Regions from separate parts of the Homo sapiens genome. Here region 1 is linked to region 2. Evidence: chromatin loops called from intact Hi-C (ENCODE). Cell type or tissue: K562. All regions are shown on one strand. Each heading gives the region's core, and the rest is flanking DNA. Links, peaks and the distances in the headings are about the cores only. Region 1 overlaps RGS7 (regulator of G protein signaling 7). Region 2 has its middle 14 kb from the start of EXO1.

The links. Hi-C counts contacts between places; a loop is a spot of excess contacts. Peaks named below come from ENCODE experiments on the same cell type or tissue, not always from the same donor. Only the 100,000 strongest peaks of a DNase experiment are listed, where the experiment ranks them.
Region 1: a loop joins it to region 2, with 7 times the contacts of the local background. A loop is called at or near these places in 2 of 110 quality-filtered maps.

The regions. Positions count from the first base shown.
Region 1 is chr1:240,884,603-240,892,944 of GRCh38, forward strand. The region is part of intron 6 of RGS7 (regulator of G protein signaling 7); the gene reads right to left. Among named protein-coding and RNA genes, the nearest start is that of MIR3123, 240 kb to the right of the region's middle. RefSeq lists an enhancer at 3,508-4,035. In K562, for the core only: a CTCF peak has its summit at 3,625 (motif pointing right); a DNase peak (open chromatin) is centred at 3,599.
Region 2 is chr1:241,830,233-241,838,574 of GRCh38, forward strand. It overlaps the pseudogene RPL6P3. Among named protein-coding and RNA genes, the nearest start is that of EXO1, 14 kb to the right of the region's middle. In K562, for the core only: CTCF peaks have their summits at 3,964 and 4,729; DNase peaks (open chromatin) are centred at 3,719 and 4,729.

The sequences.
Region 1 (8,342 bases), core at 201-8,200, 950 kb before region 2:
CATTCCTGCAACCATTTGATCTTCCACAAAGCTGACAAAAACAAGCAATGGGGAAAAGATTCCCTATTCAATAAATGGTGCGGGATAACTGGCTAGCCATATGCAGAAGATTGAAGCTAGATCCCTTCTTTACACCATATACAAAATTCAACTTAAGATGGATTAAATACTTAAATGTCAAACCCAAAACTATAAACTCTGGAAGATGACCTAGGCAATACCATCCTGGACACAGGAACGGGCAAAGATTTTATGACAAAGACACCAAAAGCAACTGCAACAAAAGCGAAAATTGACAAATAGTATCTAATTAAACTTAAGAGCTTCTGCACAGCAGAAGAAATTACCAACAGAGTAAAGAGACAACCTATAGAATAGGAGAAAATATTTGCAAACTATGCATCTGACAAAGGTCTACTATCCAGCATCTATAAGGAACTTAAATTTACAAGAGCAAAACAAACAACTGCATTAAAAGTGGGCAAAGGACATGAACAGACACTTTTCCAAACAAGACATGTATGTGGCCAACAATCACATGATAAAAAGGTTCAATGTCACTGATCATTAGAGAAATGCAAATCAAAACCACAATGACATACCATCTCACACCATTCAGAATGGCTATTACTAAAAAGTCAAAAAACAACAGATGCTGGCGAGGTTGCAGAGAAAAGAGAACACTTGCACACTCTTGGTGGGAGTGTAAATTGTTCAACCATTGTGGAAAGCAGTATGGCAACTTCTCAAAGAGCTAAAAACAGAACTACCATTGGACCCAGCAATCCCATTACTGGGACTATACTGAGAGGAACAGAAATCATTCTCCCATAAAGACACATGCCAATGTTCACTGTAGCACTATTCACAATAGCAAAGACATGGAATCAGCCTAAATACACATCAAGGACAGATTGGATAAAGAAAATGTGGTGCAGCTACATCATGGGATACGATGCAGCCATGAGAAAGAATGAGATCATGTCTTTTGAGGGAACATGGATGGAGCTGGAGGCCATTATCCTTAGTAAACTCATGCAGGAACAGAAAACCAAATGCCACATGTTCTCACTTATAAGTGGGAGCTAAATGATGAGAACTCATGGACACGAAGAGGGGAGCAACAGACACTGGGATCTACTTGAGAGTGGAGGGTGGGAGGAGGAAGAGGAGCAGAAAAACATTAAGTATTGGGTACCAGGCTTAATACCTGGGTAATGAAATAATCTGTACACCAAACCCCTGTGACACGAGTTTATCTGTATAACAAACCTGCGCACATACTCCCAAACCTAAGATAAAAGTTTTAAAACAGGACGTTTTCTGTAACAATAACACATACAAAACTCTCATATTCTATACCTCCTAACTTCATTCTTTCATAGGTAACATTATTTGCTCTTTTGCTTATCGTATTATTTTTAAACCAATGCAATATCTATTTTAAAAAATGTAATAAAGTAAGAAATACCATACTTTAACTGTTATGATAATTATAATTCTGAGCCACTGTTCCAAGCAAAATGGTTAAAATATTTCCATGTAAATGTTCATGTAATACTTTCATGTAAATCTCCCATAATACTAGGTCAAGGGTTCTTAATTTCTCTGTCTCTTATTTAAACATATCAACCAAAGTGACAGGTTCTGAGAGTTTGCACCTTTTTAAAGTACCACAATAATCCATCCAGTGGAACATGACACCCAATGGATAAGCCCAGAGGAGCCGTGTGACTTTCAAAGGAAAGTTCTGTCATTCAAATCTGTGCTCATTGAATCTGGACTAAAAGAATCATGGTTGAATTATTCGTTGAATATTTTGGTAAATGAGACACTAAAATAACTGTATCCAACCCTGTGGCATCTTGCTTAATAAAATAACTGTCTATAAAAATGTAAACCCCAAATGATCTTCAAACACATATTTCATTGAATATCTGAACCTGTTTCCACTTGATTCCTTCCCATTCCCACTCCTCACCGCTCTCTCCCTTTCTCTTTCTTTTTCTTCTTTCTCAAATAAAAAGAGAGAGACATAAGCAGAGTGTTAAAAATAAAGGATGATCTAACCAATACGAGACTGAGAGTCCCAAACTGCTGCTAAATTACTCAGGACATTAGAGTCAGACTATGCCTAGAATAGAAAAAGGGCAATTTTCAATCTTTTTCTCCCCAAAAGGCCCAGCAACATGGGGAAGAAAATAGTGATCATTTGCTTAATTGTCTGATCCTCTGATCACTAATATGGAAAGACACATTCACAGATATTCTAGAACATGCCATGTGGTATAATAGAAGGAACAATGGCCCATGAGTTTGAAGACCTTGGGTTCTGGCCTTCCTGTTAACTATGATATTGGATGAGTCTCTAGACCATCCTGATTTGCTCACCTGTGTAATGAGAATAAAGATACTTGGTGTGTCTATTCCATAGGACTGAGGTAAGAATTCTTGGAGATGATGTGTTGGAGAGTTCTGTGTTAACTACAGACGGAAAGTAATGTATGGAATTACTAGATATATTGTACTTTCAGGTCACTGCATAAGTTTCTACTCAAAAGAAAATTATAGCAAGTTCTTTTATAAATGAAATATCCTTTTGAAGATCATTTTGAGTATATAGGTTTTTTTTTTTTTTTTTTTTGAGATGGAGTCTTGCTCTTTTGCCCAGGCCGGAGTGCAGTGGCGCGATCTTGGCTCACTGCAAGCTCTGCCTCCTGGGTTCACGCCATTCTCCTGCCTCAGCCTCCCGAGTAGCTGGGACTGCAGGCCCCTGCCACCACGCCCGGCTCATTTTTTGTATTTTTAGTAGAGATGGGGTTTCACCGTGTTAGCCAGGATGGTCTCAATCTCCTGACTTCGTGATCTGCCCGCCTCGGCCTCCCAAAGTCCTGGGATTACAGGCGTGAGAGTATATAGTTTTATATAGAGTTCTTTTTTAAGTGAGATACCACAGGGTTGGACCTAGAGTTATCTTAGTGTCTCATTTGACAAGTGTCTCTTCCTTGTAGAACTGCAATGAATTTGCACTGCCAAGATTTGTAAACAATATCGATTAATTACATGTGTCTGTTGCATCTTGAATATACTGCCAATGATTTTTAAATATTTTTTTAAATTATCTCAAAATATATTTCAATTTAAAACATGTAACTAGTTTTATTAAGTGTTTAATGGATACCTCAGTGTCATTAAACTATATTTTTAATTTTCTATTTAATTATTAATTCTTTCTGTTCCCTCATTCCTTTTATTTGTGTTATCACTTATCTTGCTACCCAAACGTTGCATACAATTAATCAGCTGATCACTATTTTCTATCAGTAGCTTCCCCATGTTGCTGGGCCACTTGGGGATACAAAAGATTGAAAACTACTCTTTTTCTATTCACATATTTATTCAACAAACATGCACTGGGTGCCTACTATATTGGTGATGGGATTGGGAGTATAGACAAAGCTTCTATCCTCAATGAGGTTACATTATAGAGAAATACTAAGCAAAAAATGTCTTGGACAGGGCAGAAAAGACAGCACTGCAGTTGCACCCGCACAGGTGATGTCCCTCAAGAACGCAGTTCCTGGAGCTGGGACCACGTTAATTCTTCTGTCTACCTGCAGAGGGCGCCATTGCACCAGGTACGCTTTCAGTCTCACCTGGTAAAACTAGAAGATGGCAGCTTTACAAAGAATTTCAAGAATCCTAAAACAGTAAAGGGGTCTTATGTGGGCTAATTGCATGAGGTGCTGAACTTAAGTATCTTCAGTTGCTGGAGAAAAGCAGAAATTCTGCGTTTAAGGGGAGAAAATGGAGGAAAAGTGAGACAGGTGTGTGTGGATACTGGATGTATTCATTTGTTTCACCTTGTGCCCGGCTTTTCCTAAGGCCTGGAGACCCGGCGATGAACGCAGTTGGCTATCATTGCTCTCAGAGGGCTTACTTTGTACTGGTCTGTGGTGTGACAATGTAGAATAATGTGAATAAAGTAATAACAATGTCCAAAATTTATTGAATGCTTTCCATGAGCCAAGAACTATTCAAGAATTTCACATACATTATCTTGTTTAAACTGCACAGCCGCGCGTTGAGAAGAGGTGCTATCAACTTTCCCATTTTGCTGATGAGGCAATTTAGGCTGGATGAGAGGACGAGACTGAGTACTACTTTCTTGGTGGAGGCGACAGTCAAAGCCAGGCATTAGACCGGAATCGACTCAGTTAACCACTAGGCTGTGTGTGACAGCTGGAGGTTAGGGAACGCGGAGGCAGAGAGAGGGAAGCAGCGGGTGCAAAGGGCAGAGCTACTTCGGATTTTATGACGGTCAAAGGCCTCAATGAAGAAAGAGGTAACATTTGTTTTTGTTTTGTTTTTGAGACGGAGTCCCACTCTATTGCCCAGGCTGTAGTGCAGTGGTGCGATCGCGGCTCACTGCAACCTCCACCTCCCGGGTTCAAGCGATTCTCCTTGCCTCAGCGTCCCAAGCAGCTGGGACTACAGGCGCCCGCCACCACGCCCGGGTAATTTTTGTATTTTTGGTAGAGATGGGGTTTCACCACGTCGGCCAGGCTGGTCTTGAACTCCTGACCTCAGGTGATCTGCCCGCCTTGGCCTCCCAAAGTGCTGGGATTACAGACGTGAGCCACTGCACCTGGCGAGAGGTAACTTTTGAATTGAAATCTAAATTGTAAGAGGGAATCAACTCCAGGAATATCTAGAGGCAGAGAGCACCATCGGTACAGCAAGGGGGACTGCCCTGAGCAGAAAATAAGCAGGGAACGTTTCAGAAAAAGTCCAGGAATGGGACACCAGCAGCAGGGTGGCTAGAGCTGGAGGGAAGGGAGAGGTTATGTCAGGGCTGAGCCGGGAGCCTACGGAGCCCTGGCTAGGGGCTCAGGTTCGCTATCGCAATGGAAACTCCTGGGAGCTGTGAGAGCAGTGATATGATGGGATTTACACGTAATTATTTCTCCGCTTCTAGGAGGCGACTGGATGGTAAAAGCAAGAGCAGGTAGCAGACTTTTAAATAACAATAATAATCGTGGTAATGATACAATAGGAAAACAACACAGCATTGGTGTTATCTTGATCGGTGAAATACATTAGTTTTTTGTTGTTGTTCCAAATCAGCCCACTTGGTTCTGTTACTTATCTAACTAGAGATCAGTCTGATATGACGCATGGTGATTTTGAAATACCAGCACAGAACATCCCTGAGATGACGGTGATCTGAAAAGAGCCCTGGCCCTGTTCTTGTAGTGTCCCCTCCTCCATCGCATGCGCACACTAGAGGCTGATGGTGGTTCGCGGATGCTACCAAGAAGGTACAAAAAGCTGATTTTACAGGGATTTGTCTGACCCGTGTACAATTATCTCTCAGAGTTTCCACCTTTTGTTTCTTCACTCCTCCTATTTGCCAAAACAGTCACTGGTTTGCAGAGACTTCCCTCCCCACACTCTGCCCTCCCGTACTCAGTCCTGCAAAACGGAGCTTGTGTCAAATGAAACAATCTCCGTTTCCTGGTGGACATACTTCCTTGATCTCTGGGGCTTCTGCCCTTCTTTTTTTTTTGAGACGGAGTCTCGCTCTGTCACCAGGCTGGAGGGCAGTGGCGCAATCTCGGCTCACTGCAACCTCTGCCTTCTGGGTTCAAGTGATTCTCCTGCCTCAGCCTCCTGAGTAGCTGGGCCTACAGGCGTGCGCCACCACACCCAGCTAATTTTTGTGTTTTTAGTAGAGATGGGGTTTCACTATGTTGGCCCAAATGGTCTCGATCTCTTGACCTTGTGATCCGCCCACCTTGGCCTCCTAAAGTGCTGGGATTACAGGGGTGAGCCACCATACCCAGCCTTGCCTCCTTTTTAGAAGAAGATTATGATAATACTAACAATAGCTTGAAGATAATAATGAGAATAATGAAAATAAGTATTGCTTAAAGTTAAAAATAATGAAAATAAATAATGCTTGAAGAGAATGATAATGAAAATAGTAACAGCAACAATAATAATAATAGTTAACATTTCACTAGCATTTGCCATGTGCCAGGCACTGTGATTGTGCTTTATAGATTAATTATTTCTCCAAACAACCCTGTGCAGTGGGTGTATTATTGTTACTTCTATTTTTCAGAAAAGGAAACTGAGGCACAGAGAGTTTACAGGATTTGTTCTTGTTGCACAGCTAATAAATGGCTGCATTGGAATTTGAACCCAGTTGTCTGGGAAGAGCCATTCTAATTTGGAGAAATATTTAGTACAATCTCTGATCAAGGACAAATCCTAAAATGTAGCTTGGAGAGCAGTTTAATATCCAATGGCAAGAACCGCCATTCATTTTGCACCAACCTAATGCATACTCCTGCTGAAAAAAAGAGGCCTACGATATTCTTGAGAGTGCAAGGAAAGGATAGTGACATCACCTGATCAATGCAGAAAGAAAGGATTATAGTGAGACAAAACTTTGCAAGACTCTTAAGAAACAGTGGCTTTAACTTCATCAAATTTGCTACCTGCTCTTAGTTGAGTAACAAGTAAGTCATCTGTCCTCTCTGAGCCAGATTCCTGAAAAACAGGTAATTTAATTATTTTTTTCCAGCATCACTGGGGGGGTGGTTATGAAAATTGAAGGAAATTATCAATGTAAAAGCTTTCTGAAAGCTTGTAACATATTATGCAAATGTAAGATTAACTATATCTGCAATGCAACTGATTATCAGTTCTTTAGTGAAGTGTAATGATAATTCTAAGTGTTACTTCAGATTCAAATGAACATATAATTTTAGAAATAAACTAGAATTTGGCCTCACGACCTTGGCCATAACTTTCTTTTTTATAATAACCAACCATATATTTATATTCAGAATCTCTCTATAATGCATCTATTTCTTCAAGCTATATTTAAAATATATTAAGTAAGAAATTAAAATGAAGTCATTTTTTTCAAACGTACAATGTAATTTTATATTAAATTTTAAAGCTAAATGCATTCATTCAGTGATTAATTTGTTTAATGTGCCAGGCAATATTCCAGGCACTAAGATAGAGATATATAATTCAGACCAACATTCTTAGTCTCCTAATTCCTTGTGTTAAATGGAGGAAACAAATAAGTAGGTAAACAATAATTAATTTTAATATTTTGCTATACATTTCACAGGTAAGTGGATAACCCCCATGACTTTGCAATTCAAATTTAGTGTGTCAGACACTTCCATATATGTTATCTCCTGTGAAGTTCAGGGTAGCTGTGTGAGTTAAAAGAACCACACATTTAATTTGTTGCTTTCTTATTAGATGGCTCAGAATGGAAAAGGGTTGGCGAAAGTTTTCAGAGCTAGAAGTGACAGAGCCAGGGCTGGAATAGAGGCTTTAGGGCAAGAAGTTCTGAGAAGACCCCAGAGACTCTGAGAGGACGGGAGGATCTTATCATCACTGAGCAAGATACTGCCCCAGGGGTGGTAGTTTATGGTTTTTATTCCTCACACTGCTTCCTTATTTAGTGAGCATGTAAGTTAATTAAATCAGAGTATGTATAATGCATCATATAACTCTATGCTAATGGTTCCCTTAGTATATCTTATGTTTCTCTTATGTACTTTGCTTGCATTCTCTTCTGAGGCCCCTAGTAATGACGTGTCCTTTTAGAATATGAAATTAAAACCAAGTATTCTAAATTGCTTTCATCATCTGGAAATTTTGATGTATTTTTGACATCTTACAATTATGTCCCTTAAAATTTCTCTAGAGGTTCTAGAACAAGGGCTATTTTTTTGTATGCTCACTTGACTGCAATTTCAAGCTATGGAAATAAGTGATCAATATTCTCCCAAGCCAAAAGCCCCGTAGGACAACCATAAAGCTCCTCAGTGAAATTCAGAAATGGTCATCTAAAACGTTGCTTTTCACAGCCCTACATTTTTCTTTCTTACTGCTGTTAAGTTGAGCCTAAAGCTGTCTTCTTACATATTTTAAGTTGGGCCTAGGGGTTTCTCCATACATAATAAACTGGAACCTAACTGTATGTGTAAACAACCTACTCTTGTACCAATCACTGAGTTTTGGTCAACAAAAGGCAGCTCACTGTTGAAACTGTGTCAAATAAGGAAAATGTCAAGCTGAACCAATCTGGCTGTTTCTTTTCCTCACTTCTATTTTCCATGAGCCGTGTTCTGTTTTCTGTCCATAAATCTTTTTCAACCACAGTCTCTCTGAACCTATTCTGATTTGGGGCTGCCTGATTTGGAAATCATTCTTTGCTCAATTAAACTCTGTTGAACTATTTCTCTAAGATTTTTCTTTTAACTATCAATCTGAGTATAGATACTTAGTGTCTTTAGAGCTAAATG
Region 2 (8,342 bases), core at 146-8,145:
CACTTCAGACATCAGAGCAAGACTCCGTCTCGAAATAAAATAAAAATGTAAACAGAGATAAACAAGACTTAAAAAGAACTTAATTGGGTTTTGATGCAGGAGTCTTAGTATTATTATATAATGACAAACATCCTCCCTAAACTAATATATACATTTTAAGTGATCACTAAAAATAAGAACAAACCTTTTAATGTAAGCTGTTTTAAAGTTCATAGGAGAATAATAATAATATTTATGATTTTCAGAAAAAAATATTCTAAAAAAGGGGGTACTAGTCCTCTCGAAAGTTAAACATATTATAAAGCAATAGTAGCCAAAATGTCTAGTGTATCAATAGATATAAAGACCAATCAACAGGCTGGACACAGTGGCTCACACCTGTAATCCCAGCACTTTGGGAGGCCTATGCAGGCAGATCACCTGAGGCCAGGAGTTCAAGACCAGCCTGGCCAACTAAAAATACAAAAAAAATTAGCTGGGCGTGGTGTTGCGTGTCTGTAATCCCAGCTATTGGGAAGTGCTGAGGCAGGAGGATCACTTGAGCCCCGCAGGCTGAGGCTGCAATGGGCCAAGATCGTGCAACTGCACTCCAGCCTGGGCAACAGAGTGAGACTCCATCGCCAAAAAAAAAAACAACCAATTAACAAAAGAGTCTAGACAGACGTACATGCATATAGGAAGGCAGATTATCAGAAATGGCCCCTTCAAATCAATGGGAAAGAAGAACTGTCAAGACCTAAATTGGATATTATTGAGGAACCATCTGGAGAAGGAAAATAATTCTAGATATCAACCTCATACATATCAAGAAATTCATCATTTCTTACATCAAAATGAATTTTAGCTGCATCAAAGATTTAAAAGTAAAATAAAAATTGGCTACTTAAAATGTTTAAATTCCTGCTAATAAACTCAGGAAAATAATTTTTATACCACATAAAACAGACAATGGGCTAATTTCTATGTTACATAAGGATCTACAAATACTTTTTGTAAGTTTTACAATCAAAATAGGTAAACAGGAAAATGGGCAAAAGCACGATAATCCATTCACAGAAAATACAAATAGTTTTAAAACAGAAAGATGTCAAACTTTTACCCACAATAGGAGAAATGCAAATTAAAACCACAAGATTCTTTTTTTTTCTCCTATCAGATTGGAAAAGAACAAAATATTTGATTAAAAGCAATCTTGGGGAGAATGTGGTGGGAAAGGCATTCCCCTTGGGAATACAGACTGGTACTATCCCAGGGAAGGGCCATTTTGGCAGTATCTATACACATTAAAATGCTCATACCAGGCCAGGCGTGGTGGCTCATGCCTGTAATCCCAGCACTTTGGGAGGCCGAGGCGGGCAGATTACCTGAGGTCAGGAGTTTGAGACCAGCCTGGCCAAGATGGTGAAACCCCGTCTCTACTGAAAATACAAAAATTAGCTGGGCATAGTTGTGGGCGCCTGTAATCCCAGCTACTCAGGAGGCTGAGGCAGGAGAATCGGTTGGAGGCAGAGGTTGCAGTGAGCCGAGATCATGTCATTGCACTCCAGCCTGGGCAACAAGAGCAAAACTCCATCACACACACACACACCCCTCTCTTTCCCATCTTACAAGACAGCAGATGAAACAATTGAGAAGCCAGACACACACACACACACACACACACACACACACACACAAACTCTCTTTCCCATCTTACAAGACAGCAGGTGAAACAATTGAGAAGCCAGATACCAAAGAGAAGAAACCCAAAGCCAAGAAGGCTGATGCTGGTGGTGAAAAAGGGTCACCTCAAGACTAAAAAGCCCAAGAAGGGGAAGCCCCATTGCAGTGCAATCCTGTCCTTGTCAGAGGAATTGGCAGGTATTCCTGACCTGCCGTGTATTCCAGAAAGGCCACGTATAAGAGGAAGTACTCAGCCGCTAAATCCAAGGTTGAAAAGAAAAAGAAGGAGAAGGTTTTTGCAACTGTTACAAAACCAGTTGGTGGTGACAAGAACGGTGGTACCCGGGTGGTTAAACTTCGCAAAATGCCTAGATATTATCCTACTGAAGATGTGCCTGGAAAGCTGCTGAGCCATGGCAACAAACCCTTCAGTCAGCACGTGAGAAAACTGCGAGCCAGCATTACCCCGGGGACCATTCTGATCCTCCTCACTGGAGGCCACAGGGGCAAGAGGGTGGTTTTCCTGAAGCAGCTGGCTAGTGGCTTATTACTTGTGACTGGACCTCTGGCCCTCAATCGAGTTCCTCTATGAAGAAAATACCAGAAATTTGTCATTGCGACTTCAACCAAAATTGATATCAGCAATGTAAAAATCCCAGAACATCTTAGTGATGCTTACTTCAAGAAGAAGCTGTGGAAGTTCAGACCAGGAAGGTGAGATCTTCAACACAGAAAAAGAGAAATACAAGATTACAGAGCAGTGCAAGATTGATCAGAAAGCTGTGGACTCACACATTTTACGAAAAACCAAAGCTATTCCTCAGCATCAGGTCTACCTGCCATCTGTGTTTGCCCGGACAAATGGAATTTATCCTCACAAATTGGCATTCTAAATGCCTTAAGAACCTAATTAAATAGCTGACTACAAAAAAACAAACAAAAACAGGCAAACAAACAAAAAAACACTCATACCTTTGACCCATCAATTTCTCTTCTAGGTTTCCATTCCTAAATCATATTTCCACAAAGAAAATAGAAGTACACAGAAAATCACTGGATTATTGTTTTTTATAGCCAAGGGCTGAAAATAATCTAAATGTCTTTCAGTAGGAGACTAGACAAATCAACGATGATACATTCATCTGGTGGAATACTGTGTAACTTAGAATAAAGCATACCTCCTTCTGACCTAACTGACCTGAGATGAAGAGCAAACCATATTATGTTAAGTGGTTATTGGTGATGGTGTGGCATTTTAAGGCAAGATGTGGAACAATTTGTATGGCATACTAGCATTTCTGTAAAAAAAAAAAAAAATTCAGACATACCGATGGTAAGAAAGTGGCAATGACAATTAACTGTGGATGGTGACACTGGTAGATGAGGGAATGGGAATGGGTTTAGGAGAGCAGAGTGCTTTCCAATGAAACCCCTTAGCTGTGTGTGCATTTTCTATCTTGTGCACATACTTCTTATAAATGAAAATAAATTTAATTCATTAAAAGTTAACGAAACTTTGTGAAATAACATATGGTATTTTTCAGTCCATCCTTGTAAATGTGCCCTTCCTACTGTATGTACTCAGTTTTTATAGGTATTAAATCAAAAGCCAGCAGAAAACATATTCATTTGGAAGTTCTTTATAATATAACTTGGCATGTCTAAGATGCGTTCCCATTGATTTTTAAAAATTTTACCTTGTCTTCAATGCAAACGTAAATCTTTTATGCATTTATTTCGATTGATGTAAAAATAACTTCTTTGTATAGCATAGGCTTTCATATATGATATGACGTAGCTGCCCTACTTATGAAAGGGCACCCAGAAGCCAAGATCCCCGCTGGCAGATGCACCTTTGTAATAATAATAATAGTACCTTGCTTTTTATAGTGTTTTGCATGTGGGCTGTCATTTAATCTTGATCATTTTTTTCCAGCTCTAAATTATAAGCACCTCTGTCTATATGTAAAGAACCGTTTTTCGCAATTCTTTATGTTTTCATAGATAAGAGAATTGCAGTCTTGGTATTGGCCCACCCTTCCTCCTTCCCTCCTTCCTTCTTTCCCTCCTCTTCATCCCTCCCTCTGTAGATATGTCTGCTTTTGAGTGATAAACATGATTTTAAGAATAAGCCTCAGAGAAGAACCACCTTTCAATGTCTGCTTGTAAGCCAGCGTGGTTATTTCCTACAGATCACCTCACTGGAATTAAAACAATGGATTTTTTTCAGTTTGGGAATTGTTTTTCACCCAGTTATCTGTGCAGGAACCCTACAGAATGGGAGGCAGGTTAGCCCCATCTCCTGGTTTTTCAGAGCAAAGAGGAAAAGGGAGAAAAAGCCACTATTGTCTGCTGTTTCTTGTCACCTACTTTTTGTTTGTTTGTTTGTTTTTTTATGGAGTCTCGCTCTGTCACCCAGGCTGGAGTGCAGTGGCACAATCTCGGCTCACTGCAACCTCCACTTCCCAGGTTCAAGTGATTCTCCTGCCTCAGCCTCCCGAGTAGCTGGGACTACAGGCGCCCGCCACCACGCCCTGCTAATTGTTTGTATTTTTAGTGGAGACAGGGTTTCACCATGTTGGCCAGGATGGTCTCGATCTCTTAACCTTGTGATCCATCTGCCTTGGCCACCCAAAGTGTTGGGATTACAGGTGTGAGCCACCGCGCCCAGCCTCTTGTCACCTACTTCTTATTTAATGACACTAAATGTGTATTTTGAGTAGAAGCTGGACCTTTTTTATTTCTATTTTAGTTTTCTCTTTCTTCTAAGTTAAATTTTTAAAACATTTTAAACTGTTTTATTTGGATTTTCTGCTTTCATTTTTTTTCCACTAAAAACAGCTTTGTTGCTTTGAATCCTCTTTATATAACTTATTGTCTTTGAAAATAGCCTTTTCTTTTTGTCCAGATTCTTCTTTCTATAGCATTTCTAGACATCTAATTTAAATAGAAATTAGTTATTTTCTGTAAGGCTTTTTTTCAGCCAGTTTCTTCCCATTCAGAGAGGAAAAAAATAGGAGATTTAGGAAAGCATGCCAGTTTCTTTCAAGCAAGTGTTGGCCTCTAGTGGATCAAAAGTGCTACACACTTTCTGTCTACTTTGGCATTCCGTGAAGAACTCTATATTTTGGGGAAACAATAAAACAGATTGCTAGTACTGAAGAAAAAAAGGAAAATACACTTCCTTTTGACAAATAGCATAAATTAATTGATAAAAATGACAAAATAGCATTAACAGAATTTGCTACCTGATAAATTTAAAACTTAGAAGTGTAAAAATACATCATAAATAAAATTCTAAGTCAAATAACAAACTGGAAAACACTTCTAATAAATATGACCTACAGATAGCAAAACACTTTTAATAAATTAAGAGTTTTTACAAATCAACAAACTATAAGAATGGATAAGCTTTTGCATGGTTTCCACTTATAAGATCAACTTACAAAAGCCATAGCATTTCTCTGTAGCAGCAATAATCAACTAGAAAAATTTAAAAGGAGATACAATCTACGGAAATAAAACAATAAAATATATGGGGACTAACTGAACCAGAATATACAATATCTCTGGGGTGGGGGAAGCTTCTAAATGCCAGTAAAGGACACAGATGATTATATAAATATATGGTTTAAAACAGGCTGATTTAATTTTCCAAGATGTCAAAGTTTTTTGAGTTAGACTTAATTCACCTAAATCCAATTAAATCTCATTCAAACGTCCAGTTTTCTTTTAGATAAACTAAATAAATTTATTCTAAAATTTATCTGGAAGAATAAATGTCCATAGATAGGTCAACCCTTTAAAAAGAAGAGTATAAAAACAGGACGTGTCCTGTCAGATACTAAGACATAGAACAATGTCAATAATAAAAAGTATGAATTGTGAAGAACAAATAACTAGACCAATGAAACAGAAGAGAGAGTTTAGAAACAGATCCATACACTCATGGGAACTTATACATAATAAAAATAGCACCACTAATCAATGAAGAAAAGACATAGATTTTAAAACAGACAATGTTAGTGAAACTTATTCACGTATGGAAAAAAATAAAACTAGATTTCTACCTAACACCAAATAACAAAGGTGAACTTCAACAGACCAAAAACCTAAATGTAAAAGGGAAGAAACTATAAAAATTAATGGAAGGTAACATAACAGAGTATACTGGTGATCTAGGGTGGGAAAAGACTTCTTAAACAAAATTTGCAAAGCACAAATCATAAGGCAAACAATAAATGTATTTACATCAAACTTGGAGATTTCTATACAATACAGGAATAATCAGCAAATTTAGCAGACACATGACAGAATAGGAGAAGACATCTCAAGGTCTAAAATTGATCTGCATCTAATATCTAGAATAGTTTTCTCCAATGGAACTTTCTGCAATAATGAATATGTTCTAAATCTACACAGTCCAATATGGTAGCCACTAACCACATGTGGCTATTGAGCACTAAATGAAAATAAGAAGAATTAAATGTAATACACAGTACCATTTGATTTATATAAATTGAAAATGCATGTTTACAATAACACACACTTAACAAGAACTCGTATAACTGAAAGAGTATTCACTGAACACACTAGGAAGCTTGGAAGCTTGCATTTGTGTGTCGTGGGGCAGCGGGAGAGGAAAATGGGAATCAGGAATCAGGATAAAAGGGAATGATGCTGATAATTTCCATGAAAAGAGGATATTATTTAACTCAATCCTCTGTAGCTGAGGTCTAACAAAAATGAAAAGAAAGAAAAGCCTTAAGAATCTAATAGAAAAAAAAGAACAGAATATAAAGAATTAACATACAAAATAGATGTAAATAAGAAAAAAAACACAAGAAAGTCAATGTTCAACTTCTTATTATCCAAAGAAACAAAATGGAAAAGAAGAGTAAATAACATTTTCACCCATCATATAGTAAAAAAAAAAAAATTAGTAAAAATATCGTTCATTTTTGGGAGAATTTTCAAAGAAGCAGGCCTAAGAGCCGGTATTTAAATTGACAAGACCTTCCTGGAGGGCGATCTGTTAGTGTATATCAAGAACATTAAAGATAAAAACAATCAAAGCTTTTAACTCTGCAATTCCTCTTCAAGGAATTAATCCTAAGTAGATTATTGGATAAGAAAATAAAGATATAAGTATGCCTACCATTAACAATAAAAGATAAATACAAGCCGAACACCCAATAATAGGTGCAGTGTTAAATCATTATGAGTCATTCATAATGAAGGAATATATAATAGGACATGTTCAAAGAACATGTACTGCACAGGAAAACACTCAGGAAATACTGACATATGAGAAAATATGCAACATTTTATTTATGTCTATTATAAAGCCAAGTTTTTTTAAATATGCGTACACACACAGGCATTAAAAACAGTGCCAGGAAATACAGAAGATGTTAATAGTAGTGATTTCTGGATATAACAGTAGGATTACTGGAGATTTTTGTTTTCTTCTTGATACATTTCTGTATTTTCCTGTGGTCACTATCAAAAAAATGTGTTTCTATTATAATTAGAAGATACACATTGATTTAGGAGGCATGGAGGCATCTTAATTTGCAGTAAGTGGGTAATTCGAGAAAGAAGGACATGACCTTTAGTCTAAGCAAAAATACTACCTAAGGATGACAAAGTAATTCCTAGCATCAGTAGGAGCCAGACCTTCAAAAAATACACAGGAGAAAAAGAAAGGTGGGCAGGACCCGTGGTCCATGAGGACTCCCACTGCTACAGCGAGATCTTTCAATGGGGCTGCAATGTGCCAGGAAAACCTAAGCCATAGATGGTCTGCGTTCTGCTCACGTTCACTCTCAAAAGGTCACCTAAACTGAGGATTTTTTGATGAATAGAGCCAGTGCCCTTTTCAAGAATAAAGGTGCTTTATATATAACTACAATTTCTACCCAAAACAAGATTTCTAAGTAGTTCTGATCATTTCTAGAAAGCTGTATAGCAGCATTTCACCAGTATGAGTTACACATACCTGAAGGTTACCTGAAGGTTTGAAAAAGTCATTATAATAGTTGCAGAGTTACTGAAGATTGGCTTATAAAGATAAAATGGCAATGAGATTAAGGGACTTATATCTGAGTTACGCAAGCCCAGAAATGCTTTTGCCAAAAAGGATTTACGGAATTTCACACTGCCTTACAGGAATTTTGACGTGGAAAACCTAAGTTTATGCCTAAGGGAGACAGATACACAGTGGAATGCAGCGGGTTCACTGTGACTAAGACATTTCTTGACCCAAGCCTCTGTAGCTGATGATCTGGTCTCCAGTGAGCAGAAATATCTCAGCCTAGAGAGACCAGCTGTAGGTGGTGTGTGTAGAAAAGAAATACATCTCCTAAACAACTCTTGATAGTTAATGAGCTCAAATTTTCATTTTGGAAGAGTAATTGGATTTATCAGCAGTAGTAGTGGACAAAGGTCCTACCAACAAGGATACTGGACATCATAAAGGTACTCATAAAACAGTAGTGGAGGCCAGACATGGTGGCTCAGGTCTGTAATCCCAGCATTTTGGGAGGCTGAGATGGGAGGATCACTTGAGGCCAGGAGTTCGATACTAGCCTGGTCAACATAGCCAGTACCCCATCTCTTTGAATTTTTCACTTAAAAAAAAAATAAAAGAACACTGAGCATCTCTTAGATGGAAAAGG